2 separate regions of the Mus musculus genome follow, and region 2 is linked to region 1. Evidence: chromatin loops called from intact Hi-C (ENCODE). Cell type or tissue: left cerebral cortex. All regions are shown on one strand. Each heading gives the region's core, and the rest is flanking DNA. Links, peaks and the distances in the headings are about the cores only. Region 1 overlaps Adamts17 (a disintegrin-like and metallopeptidase (reprolysin type) with thrombospondin type 1 motif, 17). Region 2 overlaps Adamts17 (a disintegrin-like and metallopeptidase (reprolysin type) with thrombospondin type 1 motif, 17).

Region 1 (12,447 bases), core at 2,318-10,317:
ACTCTGTGTAAGTCTGGGCACCTTGCTTTGGATTGTTCCAAATACCATACTGGCGGGCAAGCTGGATGCTCCTGCCAGCTCACTTGGATCAAAAGGACCATGACATGTCAGAACACAAAGACCTGATAAGAACAAGGGAGGACTTTGTTCTGTACTATCCTTTGAAATCCCGGGAAGCCTGCCCTCGAGAAGGCTAGTCTAACTAGCCTTGGTGCCAAGCTAGCAGAACATGGGCTGGTTTCTTTAAGTGGTTGCCACAGCCTCTTCATAGAAAACCCATGGGCTTTAGCCATACACTGCTGCCCAAGAGGTCTGGGCTTCTACCTAGGCAAAGTTTGGACATCTTGGGGTAGGGCTATTTGTAATGGCTAAGCCATTTATGGGCAGAGCCAGGGAGGACAAATGGTCTGCAGTATGTCAGTAGGTCAGTGGAAAACCATCTCCCTCAAAGCCAAAAGGCCCTACAATGAGAAACAGCCCTTGTAGGGCAGGAGCCACTAACTCAAATGTTCTGGGGACCAGGTAAGTGTCTTAGGGTATGGTAACTGCTTGTATAATGGTCTCCTATTATAGATGAACTCTGATAATATTTCTTTTTCTTTTTCCATTTATATGTGTGTGCTGTGTGTATAGTTTACATGTATGTGAATTCACCTGCACATGTGTGTACATATATGTAGAGGCTCAAGGCTGATATCAAGAATCATCTTCCATTGTTCTTCCTCCTTATTGGTTGAGGTAGGGTCTCTCAATCAAACCCATAGCTTGCTGATACGGCTAATCTTGCAAGGCACCCTGCTCTTGAGACTGGAATACAGGTGTTCTGCCATGCTCACCTGGCACTTATGTGGGTCCTGGTGATCTGAACTCTTTCCCTCATGTTTGCATGACAAGTGCTTTAACCACTGACCCTTTCCCCCATGCCCTTTGATCGCACTTCAGTGGCAAAAGTCTTTGGTGACTTAATTCTACAAAGGAATACATTCCTATTGTTTTCTTGAAATTCTTACCCTCTCCACTCTATTCTTCAACCTCCCCATTTTCAATAAAGAGAAAAGAAGCAGGTCCCTCCCTCTCACTCTGCCCCATGATGAGCACCAGCACGCACTTATGCATAATGGCCACTACCACTAAGCATCAGAGGGGGGAGGGGACCAGAAATGGTGGAAACTATGTGAGGGAGAAGCCATCAACCTAGCAACAGGATGCTCCTACAGAGATGTTGGCTGGAACTTGCTAGATCCCTCCAGACAGTCATATGTGTCCGAGACAGTACATTTCATCTTCAATATTAGAAAAGAAATTAAAAACGAAACAAAAATAAGCTTGTGGTGGATGTGGCACCTTTGCTTTTGCATGGATACGTGCCCACCTCTCTAGTTCAGTGGCCCTGTGTGGCCCTAAGTGCCCGGCGTGGGGCCAGTAAAGTAGTAACCTTGCCCTCCCAAGACATATCAGGAGTAGGGCAAAGAGCCGGACACCTAACCTGAGATGTCCCCTGCATGTAGGGATGTCTACACCACCGACCACAGGCTATGCAATCAAACAGTGAACACTTCAAACCTGAGACTCAGAGACTGATGAGCACGCTGCCTCCTCTCCTAGTTGGGGTGGGGGTGGGGGAGTTCATCGTGGCCATTTCCTCTGAAACCAGACATTTAAGCGCTGACAGGAGTAAAAGCACACAAAGTTACTCTGTCATTGTGTACTCCGTCACTACGAATTCTCAAGTTGGGGGAGGGCAGACTTGAAAGGGATTTAAGAGAGAAAATACTGCTTATTGTGGAGGCAAAATACTCTCTTGGCTTATAAGGGTCTAGTTCCTCACAAGGCCTTTGTTTGCCTAGCAACCCCTCAGATCTGCCTAACCCTTCTGGCTGGATTAGATTTCCAAAGATGTCAAGGGACAGAGAATGCTTTGTCCATCACTGGAGCTATGGGGCGGGGCGGGGGGGGGGGAAGTTCCCTCAAGTTAACAGAGAGCCCAAGGGGCCAAATCAGGGCTCCCTACAATTCTGCTACTTGCCAGGGATGGGCCACCTACAGATTTGAGGAGCAGGCAGCAAAGGAAGCTGTGAAACTAGTCAGGTAACTTCAAGAACCCTACAAAGGAGAGTCACATTCACCTGGATGGAGGAACCCCCCCACCCCCCAAAGCAGCAAGCATCTCGGGTGAGGGAGCTTGGATTCCAAAAGAGATCTTTTAACTACCGTTTATAGCAGAAGATGCAGCCCCAATGGCTCCCCTGTTAGAAAAATGTTTATGTACTATAGCACAAGCCTTGGTAAGTAAAAACATTTTATTTATCATAGCATAGGGACATGCAGGTATTTTACAGAATTGGAAAAATACTTCCTCTCTCCTCTCATAAATGGAGAACATACAGAATCATTCTCATGTCTGAAAATGCCTAAAATTTCATCCAAGTAGCCAAAGGTCAGGGCATTGCTTATGGGAGGCCCCAGGAGGGAAAAGAAAGCTAGAAGAAATTCCCAAACAGCCTCAGAAACAGATCTGGACAGTGGGGGCTTAAAGCATGGGAGCTACTGTTCTGAGAAGTCCCTCCATAATGGGGAATGCGCTCAAGACGGCCAGGGTCCACAGCTGAGAAACACTGCAGCTGTAGGCTACTTAGCTGTCAGGACATAGCATCCCCCAAGATACAAAGCCCTAGAAATTCCAGGCATGCAACACCAGAAACACATATTTGTACCCTTCACAATAGGTCATGGAAACTTCACTGCCACTGGACCCATGGTACAAAGAGACACACAAGAAAAAAAAGATTGGCGATGGGAGAGGACCCTCCCTCTCCCCCATAGAAATTAATGGTCAGGGATGGTCTGGAGAGAAAAGTATATGGACGTCCAGTAAAGGTGGTGCACAGAGGCGCATGGAGGCCTCTTGAGATGCGGAGAAATCAGTGGTCTGTCTAAGGGAAGCTACTGGCTAAATGTACCCGGAAAGGCAGCAGCAGCGTGTGAGTTGCCCTGATACAGCTTCGGAGCAGAGTTGTAAGATGACCTTAAATCACAGACAATGCTGATTCTCAACAATGACAATGGTGTGGGGTTCACACTGGGTTTTGTGACTCAGAGCAATGCAGTGAGACAAATACACGATGCCCATCTGACATTTCGAAGGTCGCCAAGGTGAAGGTGCTGGACGGACAGTCAGCAGGAAGGAGCAGCTGTCTCTACCTGGCCTCTTCTGCCACAAGGGTCCTCAGCTGCCCCATGTCCCTACCCAGGATACTGATAAGTCCTGCTGCTCTCTCAATATGTCCATTTATCATCAGTCTCTTTGGCTGCTCACCCTGGGTTTTGTATGGTCTTAAGTTCAGCCTTTGCCCCAGCTCCATACAAAACTGTCCTACTTTCATGCAGATGGGTCCTACCTTCTATGCTAGGAGCTGTGCCAGACACCAGCTGGTAAAGATAAGAATACCCACACCCTTTCCATCAGAAGTCCCCAGGAACCCCTTGTACTCCTAGTCCTTACTGTTGAACCTAACAATTGAACCACATTGATTCAGAAATCCCACCTCATTCTCTTCCCTCCATTCCCCTTTAAAGGAAAATGAATATGAACCTGCCTTCATTAAACCACAGAAACAACCACCATTGTGCAGACCAAAAGTTGTGGATGGGCACTTCCAGATTGGTCATGCGTGCATGTGTGCGTGACACCAGCATTGAATAGATCAAGAGTTCATGAACCCCAGTGAATTCATTAGCTAAGTGCTTCAAAGGTTCATGGTAACCCCCAACTTCCTGTTCGTCCTGCTTTGAGGTGGGATGGAGGACATAAGGGTGGGGCCCCTGTGACAGCATTAGCAGCTTTATGAGAAAAGGAGGAGGGGCTTAAGTTAGCATGCTTGCTGCATACTGCCATGTGACTCTGTGTTGTACTGTAGCAAGAAGTCCCTTGCCAGATGTCAATACCACATGCTTGGATTCCCAACTCCCAGCACTTTAACCCCAAATGAGCGCTACTATTTACAAAGTTACCTGGTCTAGGGCAGTTGTGTTACCACAACAGAAAAGAGAATTAAAGGGATTGGCAAGGAAGTGAGCTAACCAGCCCCTAGAATATATTCTTGCCTCAAGGGAAGAGGAATGCTCAAATGTAAGGGTGATCAGAATATGGTCTTGATAGAAGGTGGATGACAGTCTGCCCTCAGTAGACATCCTGATGTGAGTGGCCACAGGAAACTGAGGAAGTGGTACATGCTGGCAAAGGCTACCACTGACATACCACTCCTAGAAAGCTCTTTTAAGGGCTGCATTGCCGGGGAGCTATAGGACCCTGTGCCAAAGTGAAGTTGGGGTGACCTGTCTGTTTGGCAGAAGGCTCGCTAGCTCTCTCATGTCCTGGTCTGCTAGCAGGCAGGTGGAGACCTGAGGGGGCGTGGCCACATCTGCATCACTGCCCATGCCCTCTTGCCTGTGATGCTGCAGGAAGAGATGCTGGGTAACGCTCCCATGAAGCTTCAGATTGAAGGGAGTAATCACTGCGCCAATGTCCATTGCTACTCCAGGCCCCTCTGCAGCCAGCATTGTCAGCACGGAGTCTGATATGATATGGGGAACAATCTTGGCTGCCGGCTTCATACAGAGCATGGCTCTAAAGAATCATTCTTTGAATACTCCAACATGGTAGCTTACCATGTTCTCAGTAGACACAAGAAGCCCAAGCAGTTGGAGGTTCTGAGCAGCCCCCACAGTATGAGAACAGGGCACAAAAGATTGTTTCAGGCTATGAAACTCACCCCCACCCTGCTCACTCTAAACATCAATGCACCCATTCCAAGTGCTGATGGAAGAGATGGCTGTGAGCCAAGCTTCCACAGGCCACTGCTCCAATTCCACCATGTAGTGAGCGGCTTGTCTGTGCCTTCCCTTGAAAATTCCAGCCTTGGAATTTCTGCTGACATCCAGGCCTCTGGGACAACCACGTTCATTTCAGTGGCCTTTGCTTCCTTATTGTATAGTTTAAAAGCTGGTACCCAGTTTTCCCATAGGCAGAGGGGCTGTGGATTCGAAACTAGAGCAAAGCTTTTCCCACTAAACTGAGAAGACTCTCCTGGACTGTTAGCTCCTCGGTTACACAGAACTACGCAATTTTCCACAAGGGAACACACATTCAGTTGATGCTGCCACCCCATACCAGAAAACATACACACCAGCGGGGTCTCAGGAGAAGCAGACACCAAGTCCTCCTCACCTGACCAAGGGCAAGCAGCTTCCTTTGAAGACCAGATAGGGACTGGGGAGACAGCTCAGCCATTAAAGTGCCTGACAGCAAGGGTGAGGAGCTGATGTCTGTCCTCGGCATCTACATAAAAAAGCTAGGCGTGGGGACCTGCGTTTGCCATCTGAGTGCTGGCAGTTAAAGGTAGGCAGATCCCTAGGGATCACTGGCCACAGCCTGCTAGCTTAACGCACGCAGCACGCACGGTGTGAGCTCCAGGTCAACGACTCTATTTAAAAAAACCAATGTGAGCCAGGCAGTGGTGATGCATGCCTTTAATCTCAGCACTCAGGAGGCAGAGGCAGACAAATATTTGTGAGTTCAAAGCCAGCCTGGCAGCCTGGTCTAGAGAGTGAGTTCCAGAACACACACACACACACACACACACACACACACACACACACACACACACACACACATGTTCATTTACCCACAGACAGTGAACAGGAAAGGCAAGGAACCTTCCTAGTGTCAGAGTACTAAGGCCCAGTGAGTAGGTGGACTCTGCTCCGATGAGAGGCGAGCACTGCTCTCTTGGCTAGCACTAGAGTGTTGCACAAGGTCACCTGAAAGAATCAGGGTAGAGAAAAGGCATTTATCCGTGCCAGCCCCCATCCCAGGCTCAGGCAGACGGACTGGCACAGCCTTTGTCAGCTCCGGCTCACAGTGCTCCACTTCCAACTGTCCAAACTAGACTTCCTGGTCACGCCTGTATAAGCTTGGGGATAAGCAGAGCATCTTAACTGAGAAAACAGTTGACTAACACAAACATATCTCAGAGGGTGCCCGTGGAGGCCACCCGCATGGCACCCATTCTTCACAGTGCCTTCCCTGAAGGTGACTTCTAGGTTCTATAAGGTCCACCAGACAAGTATCTATAGCTGAAGGCAGGCTAGACACGAACAGATCCTTGTGTGTAACTTTCTTCGGATGTTGGTACAGAGTTGGAGGAGGAGTCTATGACAGGGAGGTGCAGAGATCAATTCCAAACCTACCAGAGGGAAGCGTCTGAGGCCCATGGTCACTCCCGAGATCAAGCAGGGGAGGGAATAGGTTGTAATCAGAATGGTTGTCAAACAACAGCATACCGGCCACATAGTTCCCAAAAGATAAGGGAGTCCAGCTGCCTAGCGCACCTCCATAGCATCTGTCTTAGGCCCAACTACTGGGCTGGACAGAAATGGCTACAATTTAACACTGCTTTCAGTTCAATAGCTCAGCAAATGCTTGTGGGTAGGGAGAGCTGTGTTTTAAAGGCAAGGTTTTATTGCTTTCATGAAGGTGCCTCATGGATAACAAGAATGCTCAGGAGAAAGATAGGGACAGGAATAGAGTTCTACACCCACACATGCACAAACACAGAAACTCATCTTACCCCAGATGCAAAGCCCACTGTTTATATGAAACACCCCCAGACACAGGTGTTGTGACTCTGCCTGGGGACCCAATTAGGAAGCCATCATTCTGTCTCCCAGCAGCCAGGAGACAAGAATGGTCCACGAGGGAGGAAGAGGGGGATTAGTAACATAGCAAGGTAGGCCTTGGAAGGCAGCCACCCTTTCCTCCGGGTGCTGAAAACTGTTGGCACCAGAAGGAACTGTGTTGTTGGAAACCCTTCCCAACGGAATGCAGACTGAACGCCCGCACATCCCAGGGTACAAATAACCCCAAACAGTCTTTAAAACAAGCACTGGGGGCTGGGGTGTAATTGAAGTACCTCTGTATGAAGCAATGGTTTGCCTCGTTATTTCCAGGGCTTTGTCATGCTATGGCACTCGATGCTTTAAGTTTTGAACTCATGCCATTTATCAAAGACAATGAAATCCTCAAGGCACGTCTACTTATCACTAGATAATTCAATGGAAAGTTTAATTGAGGCTTTGGAGATATGGCTCTTGGCAGTGACCCTCGTGTCTCACTCTTTGGCTTATTCTTATTTCATTAAAGGCCATTTCTCTGTGTGCCAAAGGTTCTTATGTCATAAACCAGCAGCCACTGGAACTCCCCAGACAATAATCACCTTCTTACAGCAACACCAGGCACTTCTCATACACAGGGCCCTGCAGGGATGTGGGAGGAAGAGGCGAGCCATTACTGTTGGTAGTATGGTCCTATCTCCTTAGACCACCTGTGAGCAAGCCACTTTTGCCCTGGCTTTGTAAACCTATGTCTTACTGGGATTTAAAAGGCTCTCTCTGGGACAATTGTCACACTGTCCTTTCCCAGCATGCCCAGGGTTGTCTTAGGGCTGGAGGCAGTTCTGCATCATTTGCTTAGCTGGCCAGCTGCACGGGCTCTTCCTGAACTCATGGAATCTCATCCAAAAAGGTCTCCTATTGTCTGCTGCTTCCTTCTGAACCATGCAGGCACGCTTCCTGGCCTGGGATTCCTCCCTGATGGCATGATGTCATCTTACAGCCATCCTGGGGAGTGACCTCTCCTCGGTCCTCATCACTTTCCTGCCTTTGAGCCTAATCAGGGCTGAGCACAGATGCAGAATAAACCCCTGGCCCACTTCTCTTTCTCCGTCTCCATGCCTAAGTCCCAAGCCTTCACCTTACTTAGGAATTAGACTTATTCTACAACTTACTAGATTCACAAAATGAATAGGGGTGACCCTGGCCTCACTTGGATTCTCTTAAGAGTGTACAGATGAAGTAATGAAACTTTATGTTCTATGCTGGAAAGATAGAAGAACTGGGTAGGGCTGGGGTACCTGGCCCGTGGCAGCTCCAGATTCATTATAAATCTCAGGATATGGAGCTTTCTCAGGAGAGCCAACAAAAACTGGCCCGGTTTTAGAAAGCAATCCACCTCCCTGGGACCGTTGGCTCCTAAGGGAGTCACAGCAGACAGAGGCTGACTGCTTTTGTGGCCACTTCTACCCTCAAAGTCTCATTCCTTTCCCCAAAGTGAGATGAGGCTAAAGGCCTGGTGTGGACTCAGCTCTGGATGTCTGAGGGCTAAACAGTGACTTGAGACCTATATTCATGTACTGTACTGCCAGACTACCCAGTCATACATCATCCAACAAGGTCTAAACATCATCCAACAAGCCAACTTCCTTCTGAAAATAGACCTGTGTGTGTGTGGGGGGAGGTATTGGGTAATGTCTACCTTTCCCCACTGTTTCTCAGCACTGAAGGTTTCACCTCAGCAAGTCATGGGCTGCCCCTGCTCAGTTCTTCTTTGTAAACTGTACAAGTCATCTGCCCCCAACACAAGCCTGTTTCCTGAGTAATAGGAAGGACTTGGCCCATAAATCCACATAGACAATGTGCCCGTGTCTGATCCCACTAACTCCTCATGGCAGTGTTTGAGGTAGAGACACCAGGTTAGGGACATTTTAAGAACTGTTAAACTAATTAACTGCCCAAGGTTTCAGAGCAGAGGACTACTCATGTCCCACAAATGGAAGAGAACACTCTTAAGCCTCGTGGCACACTATCTACTTTTCTTTAGCAAAGGGAAGATGTTTAGATTATTTTTCTCATTCCTGTGAGCAAATACCTGAGAAGAAGTAATTTCAGGGAGGGAGAGAGGGTGGTTTATTGTGGCTTGCAGTTCTAGGTGATCATTCCATGTGAGGGCAGACATGGCAGCAGGCAGGGATGGTAGGCTTCCTCTCACTGTTTAATGCAGTCTAGGAACAGAGCCTAGGGCATGGTGCTGCCCATAGAGGACAGGTCTTCTTACCCCAGTCAGTTAAGCTAATCTATATCTAACTTGACTGTACTGACTAACTTGGAATACAAAATCCCTCAGGGAGTGCCCAGAGGGTTTCTAGATAAATTCTGTCAGGTTCTAGATTCTGTGAGGATGACAATATTAACTATCACAGATGGCAGCAAAATTCGACAAATGTCAGTTAAATCTGGACTTTCTTTACTTATAATACACAATGGTATTAAGAACCTTTTGTGACATTATCTCCCTCGTCCTTTTGTAAAACAGTAAAGCAAGAATCATAAAAAGGACTGCAAAGTCCCTAGGAGGTGACCAGACCATCACTGTCTTAGTCATTGTCATGAAAATAGATGTGTTAGTCAGCTTCCCATTGGTGCGACAAACCCTAAATCAATCAGTTTATAGGAACAACAGGTTTAATTTCTGGCTCATGGCTTGACTTTATCATTGCTTGGCCCTGTTGCCTGTGGAGAACAGGATATCATCATGGGACAATATGGCTGAGGAGGCCTTCTCACCTAATGGCAGAGAGGAAGCAAGGAGAGAGGAAGAGGCCAGAATCCAAACATCCCCTTCAAGGGCACTACCTTCATAAAACAGGCTTCCTCCTTTGAACCCATCTTCTAAAAGTTCTACCAATTCCTGACAGGGCCCCAGGCTGGGAACTGAGACTGCAAGGCACAGGCCTTGGGACCTTTAAGGACAAGCCCCATAGCAATAACCAAATGTATTTGTCCAATAAACAGTAGCTTCTCTCACATGCTTGCTGCTGAAACACAGGAGAGTGTGGAGAGCAGCAGCGGTACCCCAGGAGGCTTGCTTTCTCATCCTAGAGGCCGTCAGGCAGCTTCGGGTGAAGTGGAAAGGCTGCTTCGGCCTTACTTGTTGGATGCTGGCTGAATGGAGAACCAAGAGGGAAACAGTGGGCCCCAGAGATGTCAGGGGAAGAACATGTCATACTCAGAACAGTAAGGGTGAGGCTCAAGATGAAGACGAACTCAAGAAGGAGGGAGGAGGAGAAGGTAGGTGTGGCTGGTGCAGGTGGCCCAGCGCTTAAGAAGCAGGAACTAAATCAGCAAAGGAACCATGTATTGGGGGGGGGGGTCCTATGGGTCTCTGGGGTTTCTTCTAAATATGCTAGAAACCTGCTGGAGGAACCTGTGTTATTTTATTTAGATTTTTTTTGCAAGTCTTATCTCTGTGTGTGTGTGTTCGAGCATGGGCATGCGTGAGCACACACATGCATGTGTACATGTGTGTCATGTATACCCGAGAAGTCCAGAAGAGAGAGTTACACCCTTCCAGCTGGAGTTACAGGTGGTTGTAATGATCCACGTGGTGTGTGGGAAAATGAACACTGGTGCTTTGGAAAAGCAGTGAGTGCTCTTAACTGTGGAGCCACCTCTCCAGACTGAGGGTTTAGATTTTTTGAAGGTCCCCTCTAGCTACATATAAGCTGTTGAGAAGGCTACAGTGGGTGAAGAAACCTGATACAGCTCGGACCAGAGGAAGTGACAGATATGGTTAAAGGGGGTCTTAATAGCGCGTGTTAAAGTTACGTGTCCATCCCAGGAGGAATGAGGATATTCTAAGAAGACTCTTGTGCCCTCCCTATGGACATGAGACTACTGAACAATGGTCCCCAGGAAATTGTAACTACACCAAGAATCACATGTTGGAGCTGCCAGAGAAGGAACTTATTTCTGGGAAAGAGATTTCACAAGTTCTGACTACTTCTTCATCCATTTTGCAAAAGAGAATGGAGCTAGGATCATGATGGATCAGGAGTAGGCTGGCCTAGGTCTTGGACAGGGGCTTAGCTATATACACCTCTAGCTCTCTGTTTAAACCTCACAATAGAACCAAGAAAATGACCTCTTTATTTGTGGCCATATTGAATAAGTCTTCTTTTTCTGCTTTTCACCATTGCTTGCCTGTTTAATTGGCTTGTTGAGGAAAGGTGGCTAAACCTAGCTTTTTAGGATTGTCAGGGGGCAGACTCTAACCTCCAACCACATTGGTAATAGAGAAGAAGAGACTCATGGTAGGTTCAAAGCATGGATCATGGATTGGCAGAAATAAAGCCAATAGAATGTCAGGTTAACCACTACATTTTGGTTTCACAGTACAGGGACTAGCATCCAATCAAGAGCCTTGGGCACGGTAGATAAGCCTCCGACACTGAATCATATTCCCAAGTACTAAGCAGTTTATAAGAATCACACACCCTTTTTACAAGGGAGGCAGGCTCTGTGACAAATGCTGCCTATTGGTCTTGTGCTTCATCCCCACCACTTTGTCTGATGTCCCATCACAGTTATATTCAGGAGGGAAGGGAAGTGGGAAGGGCTTACGCCCCAGGTCTCACGATGGTCAAGAGACCTGTCTCCAGGGACCACCTCCTTCCACTTCTTCCCCGTTACCTTAGCCCCGACTATAACCCCTGCATTCTTAGCTCCTGTGGACTTACACACACACACACACACACACACACACACACACACACACACAGTGCTTGTAGAATTGGGTGTGGGCAAACGTGCCTCCTCCTCCAACACACTGACTGTCTTACAGGTTCCTTTTCCAAAATGAAAATCTCTTGGGGTTGGGACTTTATCTCAAAACTTATGTTTATCTTGGCAGCCAGAGCTCTATGGCTCGGGAACTGCTGCAACTGGCCTGTGAGGCTAACCCCAGGGACTCCCCGGCCTCTCTGCTGCCTCTCTGGGAACCCTTCCATTTAATCAGCAGCCGAGCCAAGGAGAGAGATGAGCCATCGTGGCTGCTCCTGAATCCCACCCCCCCCCTCCACCGCCTTTGCACAGCTGTTTTGTCCTGTTTGATTTTGTAACCATGGGGTACAGGAGACAATAGAAAATATCTGGAATATTATGAAAGCAAACAAGAGAAGGGCAGCAGGAACTTGGGGAAAGAAGCAGTCTGGTCAACTGGTTTTTGACACGGAATAGCACCCTGGATGCTTGAGAAGAGAGCCTTGGGCTGTACAGTGTGCACGCCTCCAGCTGCAGCAACCTGAGAAGCAGAGGCAAACAGGTGTGGGAAGAGCAGAGATATGAGCCGATTCCAGCCGCCACACCCAGTGGATTCTCTGGGAAAAAAGGCAAGGGTACCAGGGGCTTCCCGGTTTTCCTCTTCAGATTTGTGTGTGTGTGTGTGTGTGTGTGTGTGTGTGTGTGTGTGTGTGTTTTGAATGTCTTGTCAGGCCAGGTATTGAACCCAGAGCTTCATATATGCTGAGAGGGTGGCTCTGCCATGGCACTGGCACGCGCGCGCGCGCACACACACACACACACACACACACACATAGGATAGAGACACAGAGCAAGAGACACAGACAGACAGACTTTCTGCCCACTGTAAACAAGATTTAGATCAGTGTCTACGAAAGTGGACTCTACAGTCACTATAGTGCTTGTGACACATGGTATGATGACCCAGATCTGGCTAAAGGGATCCTAATACATAAGGGTCTGAGGAAGAATTGC
Region 2 (12,447 bases), core at 2,768-10,767, 67 kb after region 1:
TCCTAGCACTTCACGTAAGTATGTCGTGTGTTCTGGCTGGCTTCTTTACTCACAGACCGACTGCAAAGCTTGCCTGGATATGGAGCACATATCCATCCATGGATGGTTTCCTTTTTCTTTAATGGCCAAGTAAGGTCCCAGCCACAAATATACTTACTCTAGCTACCATTTACATGTAGATAGGCATTTGATTTGTTCCCTTTTTTTCCTCCATGAACAATACCACTCAGAATTGATGTGTAAATTTTTATAATGCACGTTTTCAAGTCTCCCGGAGGACTTGAATTAGAAATGGGTTAGAAATGGGGTGGCTGGGTTCTATCACAATTTCAAAACTTTTAATAAACTTCCACACTTTCTCTAAGATGGTTATGCTATTTCAGATTCCTAGCAGCAGCATATGAAGGCTTTCATTCTCTGAACCCTGTCAACACTCATTAGTGGCCTTCTTTTTTTAATTATAACCTAGTTGTTCTATGAGTAGTTGCGAAGTGTCTCCGGGTGATTTTGATTTAAATTTCCCTGGTGGCCCTTAGTGCTCAGCATCTTATATATTGATTGACTGTCTGTATTTTATCCTTTGTAGAGTCATTTGAGCTCTTTGCTCGTGTGTGTGTGTGTGTGTGTGTGTGTGTGTGTACATGCCTGCACTTTACTACAGACAAACTTGCCACTGGGATTACAAGCTTGTGCCACAATATTCAGCTTTTTAAAAATTAATGCATAGGTTCTGAGGAGGGAACTGGTGTCCTTGAGCTTGGGAGATGAACGCCATATTGACTGGGTTACCTCTCCAGCCCTTTCTTTGCTGGCTTGTAAGAACTGAACTGTCTTTTTATTACTGAGCAGTTGGAATTCTTCAGGCATCTTAACGGGCACATTCGTTATCAGATACATTAGAGGTCTTTGGCCAGCTGTGGGGTTATAATCACTTATAATAAAGATGTATTTATGTACATGAGTGTGTAGCCTAAATGAGCTTATCTGCATCACATGCATGCAGATGCTCAAAGGGGTCAGCAGAGGGTGTTGGATCCCCTGGAACTGGAATTACAGTCACATGTGAGCTGTCCTAGCTCAAATGTCACTTCATTCTCTCACTGCCTGTGGAATAATATGGCTAAGGGGGGAAGTTAGGGATTGCAAAACACATTATGAACATCAGTGGCCAGAGCCCCTCCAGAAATCTGACCCAAGAAGAAAGACTGACACAACTATCTATGCCAAGTAAAGGGTAGTTTTACCCCCTTGTCTCCTTGTTTTGGGGACCACACCCAATATAATTATCTATAACCAGCCCAACCTAATGGTATCACTGCTATAGGAACAGAAGAAAGGACTATACATTAACAAATATATTAATAGGCCCCAGGATATACACAGGACACAAGTAGGACCATTCACACCCTCTTAGGAAGTCTGATGTGACTGGCTCACAGGTACCAAAAACCACACAAGCTGCAACTTCCAGGCTCCATGTATTAGTCCATCTCCTGTGAGCACAACAAACTACACCAAAGCTGGGTATCTTATAAAGAAAATAGATCTAAAGGGTTTCTCCTCTGGGAAAGAGTTCACTGAATATGGAATCATAATGGTATAAACACACATAAAGAGAAATAGATCACTTGATGAAAGATAAAGCCAGAACAAGACCAGGATGCCATGAGGACTACCTAATTCCTCTTCATGTCCTGGTCACCATTAAGTCCCACCTCTTAAAAGTTTCACCACCAACACTGACACACTAAAAACCCTTGAGGGATAGGAACGCAGAGGGAAAGCACCCTGAACCATAGAAGGCCATCTTTGCTGCTAGAGAGTAAAGCCAACATGGGGGGAATCAGGCAGACAAAGCAAGAGAAGCAAACCTCCACGTTACTGCAAACCCCAGGTCCAGCCATGCTTAGAGCTCCCTAACAGATTTTCCACTTGAGTCTTAACCTCCCATGCATCTCTCCTCAAGACACTCCTTCATGCTTATCCAGCTACGGCAGGAATCACGGTTTCACAGGTGGAGCCAGCTGAACACTCGAGAGAGCGGAATCAGGGACGGGGTGTCATGTGGGTGGCCTGGTGCCATGTGTGTGGCTGGCACCCCTGTGTCCATGTGGACCAGCATGCGGTGGGAGCACCCACAGGCCCCCTGCACAGAGGCTGTACCCCTAGCTGTGGAAGAAAGCTGTCAGTCCGCCAGCTGTCATGGGGCCATGCATACTTGAGACAGCCACACTGGGAAAGAATCTTGTTCGTACATAAAGGTGTCCCACTCTGAGCCCCAGACTCGGAAATCTGATTTACACGGTTATAATTCTGTATGGAAGGGGAAAAAAATACAATAATCGACGGACAAGCACACTCTGAACAGCTGGTTCCGATCCTGCCAAAAGCCCCTCCCCTCTGTGGGAGGGTTCCAGATTGCTTTTAAATGGTAAATTCATCTACTTAATTTAAAGTTTGGTTCGCTTTACAAAAATCTCACTTTATAAACAACTGTTCAGCAGCATCTATTTTGGAAAGCATCACAGCCATGTAGAAGCTGCCACCCCTCCCCCGCACCCCACCCCACCCCACCCCCCGCCCCCGACAGCTCACACACATGCTGCACAAGAGCCTTACAGTGGAGCCTCGTCAGAAGGTTATTATAAAGCATTTTATTTTATCTGGCATCCAGAAATGATGTGTAGCCGTCTGGAACACAGGCCAACGGCTGCCTGTCATGGCCAGCTGTGAGAGAAACAGGAGAAAGACACTTGTGAATCTCAGAAGCCCTCAGAGAGAAGCTAGGGACAGATGCCATGGGTTGTGAGCTGGTGGAACCCTCAGGTCCCCTGAGGAGAATGTCACAGACACTCTCCCTGACAGTCCTTTAATACACTGCGTTCCCACCATGACTTGAGTGGTTCCTGTCTCCTGTGCTTTTTTTCCTAACTACACTCCCTTTTTGGGTAGCTAGTGGTGTAGTAAGACTCCAAGTAACTGCTCTTTAATATGCTCCAAGCTGGATGTTCTTCAAGAAGTCTCTACTGTCCACACTGGAATGGGGGGGGGGTGGGAGGGGGGAAGAAAAAGTCATGGGAAAGGAAAACAGAAATCCAGGCAGGGCCTCCAGCTTCATTCACTCTGGCTGCTTCTCTGGGTTACTTTCTCAACAAGGGAAGTTTGGCCCAACCTTTGAAGAGGCCAGTCTTGGGGATACAAGGACGTGGCTCCCACTCACCTGGGCACACCTTGGATACATGCTGTCCTGCTCATCTATGGTAAGGAAACTGGGCTATAGACACTACCTCTGTCCTTATGTCCTCATAAGTCACAGTGTCCCCTAAGCCAGTGGCTCTTTAGCCCTGACAGTAAGCAGGGCAATCTGCTTGTGGTGGGAACCTGTCTCAACATTGACGTCCCAAGCAAGGCTATGTTCCCAACTCCCAGTCCAGCTTCAACTGTGCCTGGAATGTGTACACCAACAGAATGTCCCCCCTGCCATTCTTGCTCGCTGGCCCTCCGCCACTGCCTGTGACATCAAACAGCCCCATCTTGAAGGCCCCACAAACTCTTCAAAGGTTACTCAGGAGTGTGTGATGAAGCCAGGACTGACACTGGCCCCTAAGATCCGCTGGCCTGATAGCCATGGAGCCCACCCCGCCTCCCACACCCATTCACACTAGGTTTTCAAAGTGTGACAAGGAGCCAGGTGTGTAGACAAAATATAAAGGGTAAATGTGACAAAGCCACCCCTTCTCTGGAACACTTTCATGTATATATTCTGTCTCAGAAACAGGGAGATAATACACAGAATATATAAAGAACTCAAAAAGTAAATACCAAAATAGCAAACGATTCAATCAGCAAAGGGGCCAATGAATTGAACAAGAAGAAGCACCCAATAAACACATGAAAAAGTGCTTAAAATCTTTCGCTGTCAGGAAATTACAACAACCTTGTAAATCAAAACAACATTGTTATCCTATATGACTGTAGTCAGAGTGACTTATTAAAACAAACAAACAACAAGTGTTGCCAAGGACTCTGGGAAAAGATGTTATTATTCACTGCTGGTGGCAATAGAAGTTAGAGCAGCCACGGTCCCTCAAAGTCTAAAACTAGAACTTCCATGTGCTCCAGCCAGACACGCAAAACATCCAGTTGCCCTACAACAGACATCCCTGAACAACCTTGTTTACTGTGGCACTATTCAACACACCCAAGATGTGGTATTGTGTGTGTGGCCTGGGTCTGGTGCCCACCAGTGCATGAACAGAGCAAGAAAATGAGGTTCTCACATACAATGGGGCATTAGTCAGCCATAAAGAACAACATCATGCCATTTTCAGGCAAACAGATGAGACCAGAGATTATCATGCTAAGTGAGATAAGCCAGATCAGAAGGATAAATACTGAATTTTTTTTCTTGTATGTGAAATCCTGGGGTGATGGGGATAACATGATAGGGGGATTATTAGAAGTATATTGGGGAGAAGTTGGAGGGATGAAAGAAGAAAGAAAGAAGAAAACGGAGGGATGATATCTACAAAATGCATTCTACACACACGTGTGATGTCATTATGAAACCCTTTGCACAGCCAGTGGATACGTGCTAATAATGCCCACAGAGCAGCCCTGTCCTCACCTTGGTCAAAGACCTTTCTGCAGTGGGCAGCAGTTCATATGGCAGAGACTGGTCACTTATCAGTCTGATGAAAACAAGTGGCTGCTGAGTGCCAGCCCTAGGGTGGGTAGGACACGGCCATTGCACTCATGAGTTAACAACTGAGCTGGCTTGCACACAAGCAGGCCCACCAGCATTGCCTCGTGGATGAAGGAAAAGCTAGTGAGGGCCCGCCTCCTGGCTGATAAGCAGTTAATAGAAGCTGGGGATAGGAGAGACATTTTATTTCCTTCAGTGGTGTGGTCATGTCTATGTGGCTCACACTCCAGTAACTACCACCCACCATGCTCACGCAAACACCCTCAATGATCTCAGTGGATCCTTTTCTAAAAGATATGAAAGAAGGAGAAGAATTTGCTGGGAGGCAGAGGAGGAGGAGGAGGAGAAAAGGAGGAAGCAGGGGTTCAGAGAGAATGGAAGGGAGACAAGAGAGCCATGGAGTGATGATCAAAACATTCCATACACATGAAACTGTCGAAAAATAAAATTTAAAAATGTACATGAGGTTGTGCCTATATGCTAGCAATATATACTAGTATATATTTGTATATTACTAGTCTAGTATACTAGTAATAAAGAGAGGGGTGTTATGATTGCATGTTTGTGTACATGCATACACACACACACATGACATGAATGACAGCAGTGTTAAGATAGGAGAAACAAGAAAGACAGAGGGGAGATGATTCCCTGACAAGAGACAGTGAAGCCCCAAGGACAAGCAAACACAGTGGCTAGGCTGTCGGCTCACTGCTGGAACACACAGGTTTATACTGAAGGAGGCAGTTTGTCAAACAGAGGCAGACCAACCAGGCCCATGACAGGACAGCCGGGCCCTGGTGTGCCATGAACACTCAACTCCAACAGGATGATTAACTGTGTCGCAGAAAAGAAACCAATGGGCCAAACGTGACTCAGATGACACCCTGGAGGGCAGAGCAGGCCCACAGCCCTGTTGACTATCATCCCCAAACACAGAGTCTCCTTCACCATAGTGAAGTCAGCCTTCATGGTGGGTCAACAGTTTGCATTTTAGGGATAAGTTGTAGTTCTATAAACCACGAAGGCCCAGAAGACACACCCTAACAGGGTGCTGACAGGACCCCGTTTCATAAGTCCCATCTCTAAGTGATGGCTATTTCCTTAGAAAGGAGGATCCATCCTCTAAGTGCAGCCAAGACAGGAGGTGCCCCCCAAGGCAGATGCAGAAGAGCCCTGTGTCCCTTTACAGTTGGGTCTGGGATCTGGCCACCCCTCGGCCAAAGCCGGCCACCAATGATGCCTGGCATTTTCTGCTCCAGCGGACGGGAACACACGGCTTTATTGGGTTTCCCCTATGTCTCATTCTCTAACTCTGCTCAGACCCAGTGACAGGGATTTGATCTATGGCTCACTCATGGGTTGAGGAAGGCAGGGCTCCTTCAGCCCGGAGGCAGTTTGTGCAACCCCACCAGAGTTCCAGCCAGTGAATTCCCTGTCTGGTTGTGCACAAGAAATTGCCCGTTGCTTAGGAAGAAGGCTGTGCAAAATGAGCCCACTTCATCTGCGGCTGGAAATCGCCCAACAAAACTGGGCAGCAGCTGTCCCGATGAGACTTTTTTTTTTTTTTCTGGGATTTTCCATGAGAAATTAGTGTACTGAAAAAGCTAGACTTCTTTGCAGAAGGGGGAGGGATATGCAACCTAAAGCCACTTTTTTTTAAGTCCATTACTCTTGCCCCTGCCTCGGGTGGACTTTCTGGCTTGAGGCCTCCTGCTGGGAGGGAAGCCCTGCTACACTCCTTTGCTTGGTCACACATTCTCTCTTCTGCTCTTGTCTGTTCTCTCCCTCGGAGGGAACATGAATGCTGCTGATTCAAAAATCAGACACTTCAAGGAGAGCTGGTAGGAACTTTGCCCACCCCCCACTGCTGTCTGGAACACCAAACGAGTACGTAGGCCATACATGTACCAGCCTCCTGGACCAGGCATTCTGAGGGGCCACAACCCTCCTCCAGTCTCACAGAGGACCAGCTGCCAGAAGTGTCTGAGCCACCTGGACAGCTCCGGCCAGTGCTCACTTTAAATAATAAACCATGCATTTTTTTGATCCGTCTGCAGCGCCAGGCAGATTTTCCTATTTAAGCTGGAGGCCTTCTCTGCTTTGAGTTACTAAAGTGGGATGGGTGTGAGTTGCATAAGAGCCCAGAGGAGAACCGGGGAGAGATGGCATAGCTGCTTGCCCAGCTCCTCTGTTTGGCAGAATGGTGTGTGGGAAAAAAGGGTTCAGGGGCAGCCATAAAAAATGGCATGGTGCTCTGTCTCATTGTCTCCGTGTTGATATTTCAGCCTCTCTCTCAAGACAGAGTATTAGCAATGTCCGAGACGGAAGCATTATGCTTGTCCCCCGGTGGTATCGTCGTGTTCTGGGCGGAAACACGCTGAACAGATATGAAAGGAGAAGTTACTTTGTGCTGGCAGGAAGGTGGGAGTAACAAACGAATGCCTTTCTGGGTTGCATGAGGCTTTCTAAAGTTGCCTATGTCCTAATGTCCAAAACTCATGGAACTAGTATCTTGCGTGGGGACAGGGACTCGGCAGATGTCATTTTAGAACCCTGAGGCAGGTGGAAGGGCATTCAGTTACAGAAGAGAGCCAGCAGAGGGACGCAGCGTGAGAAATGTCACTGGTTGTGGAGCTGGAGGAAGCAGAGAGGGACTGTGAGCCAAGGATTGTGGTAGCTGGATGAGGTGAGGGAACAGATTCCGTTCGTTCACAGAGCATCCAGCATCTTGCTGACATCCAGTGCAAATGATTTTAGACTTCTGACCTCCCAGACTGGAAGAGAACTGTCTGTGTTATTTTAGGCGACTGAGTCTGTGGTATAGCAGCCATAGGAAAGTGATGCCTGAGTGGCTGAGTGTGGCCCCCAAGCCAGCGTGTCCTGGACACAGCTGAGATGATGAACAGCAGACAACGAAGTCCGATGCTCAGGAGACAGACAAAGCATCCAGGCTTTCCAGAACACCAAGGAAGGCTGTCAGGGTGGACCTGCTAGATAAGCAAGCAGTACCTCACTTGGGCCGCCAAACCCAAGAGCAGTACAAAGATGGACCAAAAAGGTCTCTCCCTGGCTAAAAGGTCTGCCTTGAACATACGAAGACCGTGTGACCAGAACGTCTTCAACCTTGTTTGAATCTCATTAAAGCAAGAATGACTTCCTAATACATCAAGTACAAGAGGAACTTTATGCACCTCTCTGGGAAAGGTTGGGTGACGATGTAAGGATGTAAGGAAAACATCACATAGTAGAAGTGTTTCCATGGAAACACAAAGGTAAGCAGGTCGGCTTTAATGAAAGGAGGAAAGTTCAAAGGAATCCCAGTCACAAAGAGTGCCATGTTGGGATGGCTCCGGGAGGGACTGGACCAAACCAACCTTTGCAGACCAGACGGCTTGTGTGATTCATAAACTGTCCCAGAACACTGAAGAAAAGTCCACATTTTTATAGAGCCAGTGTCATGTCAATGTCCAAAGTGAGACAGACAGACAGACAGACAGACACACACACACATTCACAGATACATAGATATACACAGTCACAGATAAACACACTTTCACAGACACATACATACATCTAAATTATGGATGTAGAATATTCAGGTAAAACTCTGGCAAGCAAAAATCTACCATCAGTTGAAGGAAATAATAAACTAAACCCAGTGGGATCTTTTTTTCCCAGGACTTTCAGGTTGGTATATTAGGAAACCATTGACATAATAGACCACATTAATACATCTAAGGGGAAAACCATATGCATGTCTACATAATGCTCTAAAAGCCATCGGAAAATACAATAGCCATGTCTAATTTCTAACAATTACACGCTCACTGGCCAAGTCTGAGGTAGTTTGAGCATCACAGTAAATACATATAAGTGAGGATTTGTGGAATAAAAGGAGTCAACAAGTCCACACAAATGTAAATCCCTAAGTCATGGAGGAGAGAAAGAAGCCCTCCTTACAGGAGGACAACAGCTGAAAGAGTGGGAGAGGAGCTGGGCCTCTGAGAGTCAGCGTTTCAAAGCTTCACGGGAACACAGGGAAGACCAGAGAGACGACAATGCTGGTGTGAGGGAGAGCTGGAGCAGAATCCGATACCTGTGATATCTATATCATCTCGAAATTCCTCCAAGCTCCTGGAAAACTGCATATGGAAAGACTGAAACTTGACCTGTGTTAACCTCGAAACTCAAACTTCACCCAGCACTGAATGTAGTCAGACTGCCAGTGCCTACAGTAAGACCCACCCAGGAGAACACAGAATCTTTCCCATAACTCTTGCCAATACAATTATGATGAAACACCAGACAAAAGTAAACCTGCAGATATCCTTGTGTTGGCTAGTCTTATGCCACTTGACATAGTATAGAGTTATCTGAAAGGAGGGAACATCAATTGAGAAAAATGTCTCTGTAAGACTGGGCTGCAGGCAGGCCTGTTGAGCATTTTCTTAATTAGTGAATGATACGGTTGGGCCTAGCCCATTGTGGGTGGTGTCATCCCTAGGCTGGGAGTCCTGGATTCTATAAGAAAGCAGGCTGAGCAAGTCATGGGGGAGCAAGTCAGTAAGCAGCATCCCTCCAGGGCTTCTACATCAACTCCTACCTCAGGTTTCTTTCCTGTTTGAGTTTCTAACCTGACTTCCTTCAGTGATGTAGATACAGAAGCTAAATAAACCCTTTCCTCCCGACTTGCTTCGGGTCATGATATTTCATTGCAGTGATAGTAACTCTAAGCAAGACATCCCATATTACCATATTATCATTTCTGGAGAGAGAGAAAGAGAGAGAGAGAGAGAGAGAGAGAGAGAGAGAGAGAGAGAGAGAGAGAGATTAAATATCTAGAAAAACAAACACTAAGGAGCTGACCCAGATTGGAGACGAGTAGGGAGACATGACACTCAAACACAAGGTGCGAATCTAAGCTGAATTGTGGGGCTAGCAAGATGGCTTCATGACTGAAAGCACTTGCCATGAAGGCCTGGTGACTTGGGTGTGAGCTGGGAACCCACTGTGACAGGAGAGGAACAAGAACCAGCTCCTAAATGCTGTCCTCGGATGTCCTCCATGCACACACATAACATGCCAACACTCGGGCATATATGTCATACACACATGCATGCATTTGCAGTGAACGGCACCGTGGTTTACTGCCACGGTGAGAATGAGCTTCCAGAAGTGTATAGACCGTGCAGATGAAGGTGGACAGGGGGTCTGCAGATTGCCTGCCAGCAACTCAGAGAAAGTACATGAGGAAGGGTAGTGCACTAGCTTGCTTTCATTTCTGGGATAAATTGCTGACCTTAACAAACTTAGAGAAAGGGCGGGCTCATTTGGCCAATAAGGTTACAGCCCATGCATCAACCCAAGGGCAGACACCTGAACACAGGAACCTAAGCGGGGACCATGAAGGAACACTGCTCGCTGGCTTGCTTCCAGGTTCATGTTCAGCAACCTTTCTTATAGAGCCCAGGCCAACCTGCCAACGGGAGGCACAACTCACAGTGGGCTGACCCCCGCCCCTATGTCAGCTAGCAATTAAGAAAATGCCCCAGGGGCATCTGATGGAGGCAAGCCTTGGGTTGAGGTTACTCTCAGGTGCCATTAGGTTTGTTTCAAGTTGACAGACAAAGCTAACCAAGGCAGGTTTTAAATAGAAAGATTGGGAGGGTGGCAGGAAGGGGATCAACACATAAGCAATTGGGGAAAATATCAGTTGGTGGGTTGGGGCAGTGGGTGTGCTAATGCTCTTTGCAACTCTACCAAAATAAGAAGCAGACGTGAAGTAAAGGGGAGAGCATAGAGAGAGGGCACACTGAGAGACTAGGACTTTGAGTCCAGTGCCTGGAAAGTATTGGGTAAGAACCTTTGGGGTCTGGCTGGTAGGGGCAGGCATGCCATGGGTCACAGGCAGCCTCTGTGGTCAATGCTAAGCTGGGCAGCTGAATGCCGGATGTATGACAGCGACAGACATAGGAGGAGATAGCATGGGGCTGTTACAGGGTGGAAAGGTGTCAGGCATATCAAGGCAGCCAAAGGAAGTACAGAGGGCCTGGGGATGCAGCTCAGTGGGGGAAGGTTTGCCTAGCGGATGCTCATCCCTCTGTCCAATCCAAACACAAGGGAGAAAAAACGTGAAGACATCCCAGCTTTGTGAAACTTGTGTAGACATCTTGGCTTAGTGATCCTCTAGAGACAGGGGAGAAGAGGATGGGAATAGAGCAGAGCACCCAGGACAAGGGCATTTTAAACCAAGGATAGAGAAGTAAGGAAGCCCTGTTGCTAGGAGACAGAACAAAACCCACACAGGTTCTGTCTGATGCAAGGGCAGAAACCAGCGGAAGTTTCTATTCAATCTCAGAGTCATGGCAGAACTATTAAAGGTGCTGAGGCTATGGAGAGGGATACAGGATGGGCCAGAAGGCAGTCAGGCAATGGACAACATTCCATCAAGGCTCCAGGTACCAGTCTCAGACCATGAAGCAACCTACCATCAATTCAGAATGAACAGAAGACAGCCCACATCTGAATACCATCGTTTCCTGGTAGAGTCTGAGCTATCAGACTGGGGGGCTACAGTCCCTTTACCCATCCCGACCAACACTTCTGGGAATCAGAAACTCCTTCCAACCAAGACTCCCCAAATCTTGATTGCAACTTCTTTCCTAGCACAGAGAGCCACCAGCTCTGAAAAAGCCCATCAGCACTCACCCAATCTGCCAGTGCCTGTATCTTTGACTTCCCAGATTTCGGAACTCCAAGAAACAGATGTCCTCTCTACTACTCATAAGCTACATAGCTTATAACATTTTGTAATAGCAGACAGACAGAAAGGGCTAAAACAACACTTTAGCAAATGCAAAGTAAAAAAGGCAAAATTTTCAGGTATTAGAAATGTAAAGAAATGTCACACCCAGAACAGTGAGTGAGTGGGGTGTGATCTGAAGAATCTATCTGCTGCGGGGCTGGAGAGATAGCTCAGCAGTTAAGAGCACTGACTGCTCTTTCAGAGGTCTTGAGTTCAATTCCCAGCAACCACATGGTGGCTCCCAACCATCTGTAATGGAATCCAATGCCCTCTTCTGGTGTGTCTGAAGACAGCTACAGTGTACTCATAAAATAAATAAATCTTTAAAAGAAAAGAAAAAGAAAAAGAAAAGAATCCATCAGCTGAAAGGTTCAAATACTTGTGCCAAGACAGTGAGAAGCCATTGTTTGTTATGTTGTCCAGTGGCAAGGACCAGTGAGGATGTGTGACATCAGTCAGCAGCCTCAAGAAATTCATAAGTAATTACTCAAAAAAGACATCATATGACTAGGCTCAGATGCGGTTCGGTGATAAGAGGTAAAAGAAAGCTGAAATAAGACACCATGAGAGATGGAACTGGAGAGAAAGAGAACTTTGAGACATACAGAATTGTTCAAATCAAAACCCCAAGGAAAGACCAAATAGTTTAGATCCAGTGAGGGAGAAATCTACTGATCTAGGGAACCAATGGGAAAGAGCTCTCCAGAATACAGAATATAAAGATGACTGAGGACATTTAAAAAAAAAAAAAAGTCAGGTGGAGAGCATCATGGGGCTCAGCAGCAGAGGGACCAAGCTTGGCTTCAGCACCCACATAGACTCAGCAGTTCCAGTGGATCTGATGCTCTCTGACGACCCCAGTGGGCACCAGGCACACATGGGGTACACAGGTATACATTCAGGCAACACACTCATCCATATGAAATAAATGATC

The links. Peaks named below come from ENCODE experiments on the same cell type or tissue, not always from the same donor. Only the 100,000 strongest peaks of a DNase experiment are listed, where the experiment ranks them.
Region 2: it touches region 1 in a loop (4-fold over the local background); 2 of 42 quality-filtered maps call a loop at or near these places.

The regions. Positions count from the first base shown.
Region 1 is chr7:66,928,618-66,941,064 of GRCm38, reverse strand. The region is part of intron 7 of Adamts17 (a disintegrin-like and metallopeptidase (reprolysin type) with thrombospondin type 1 motif, 17); the gene reads right to left. Among named protein-coding and RNA genes, the nearest start is that of Gm33627, 95 kb to the right of the region's middle. In left cerebral cortex, for the core only: no CTCF peak of the experiment used is centred there; DNase peaks (open chromatin) are centred at 4,831 and 6,747.
Region 2 is chr7:66,862,013-66,874,459 of GRCm38, reverse strand. The region is part of intron 3 of Adamts17 (a disintegrin-like and metallopeptidase (reprolysin type) with thrombospondin type 1 motif, 17); the gene reads right to left. Among named protein-coding and RNA genes, the nearest start is that of Gm33627, 28 kb to the right of the region's middle. In left cerebral cortex, for the core only: CTCF peaks have their summits at 6,415 and 7,306 (motif pointing right); DNase peaks (open chromatin) are centred at 6,583, 6,791, 7,093, 7,260 and 2 more places; H3K27ac peaks cover 3,761 bases.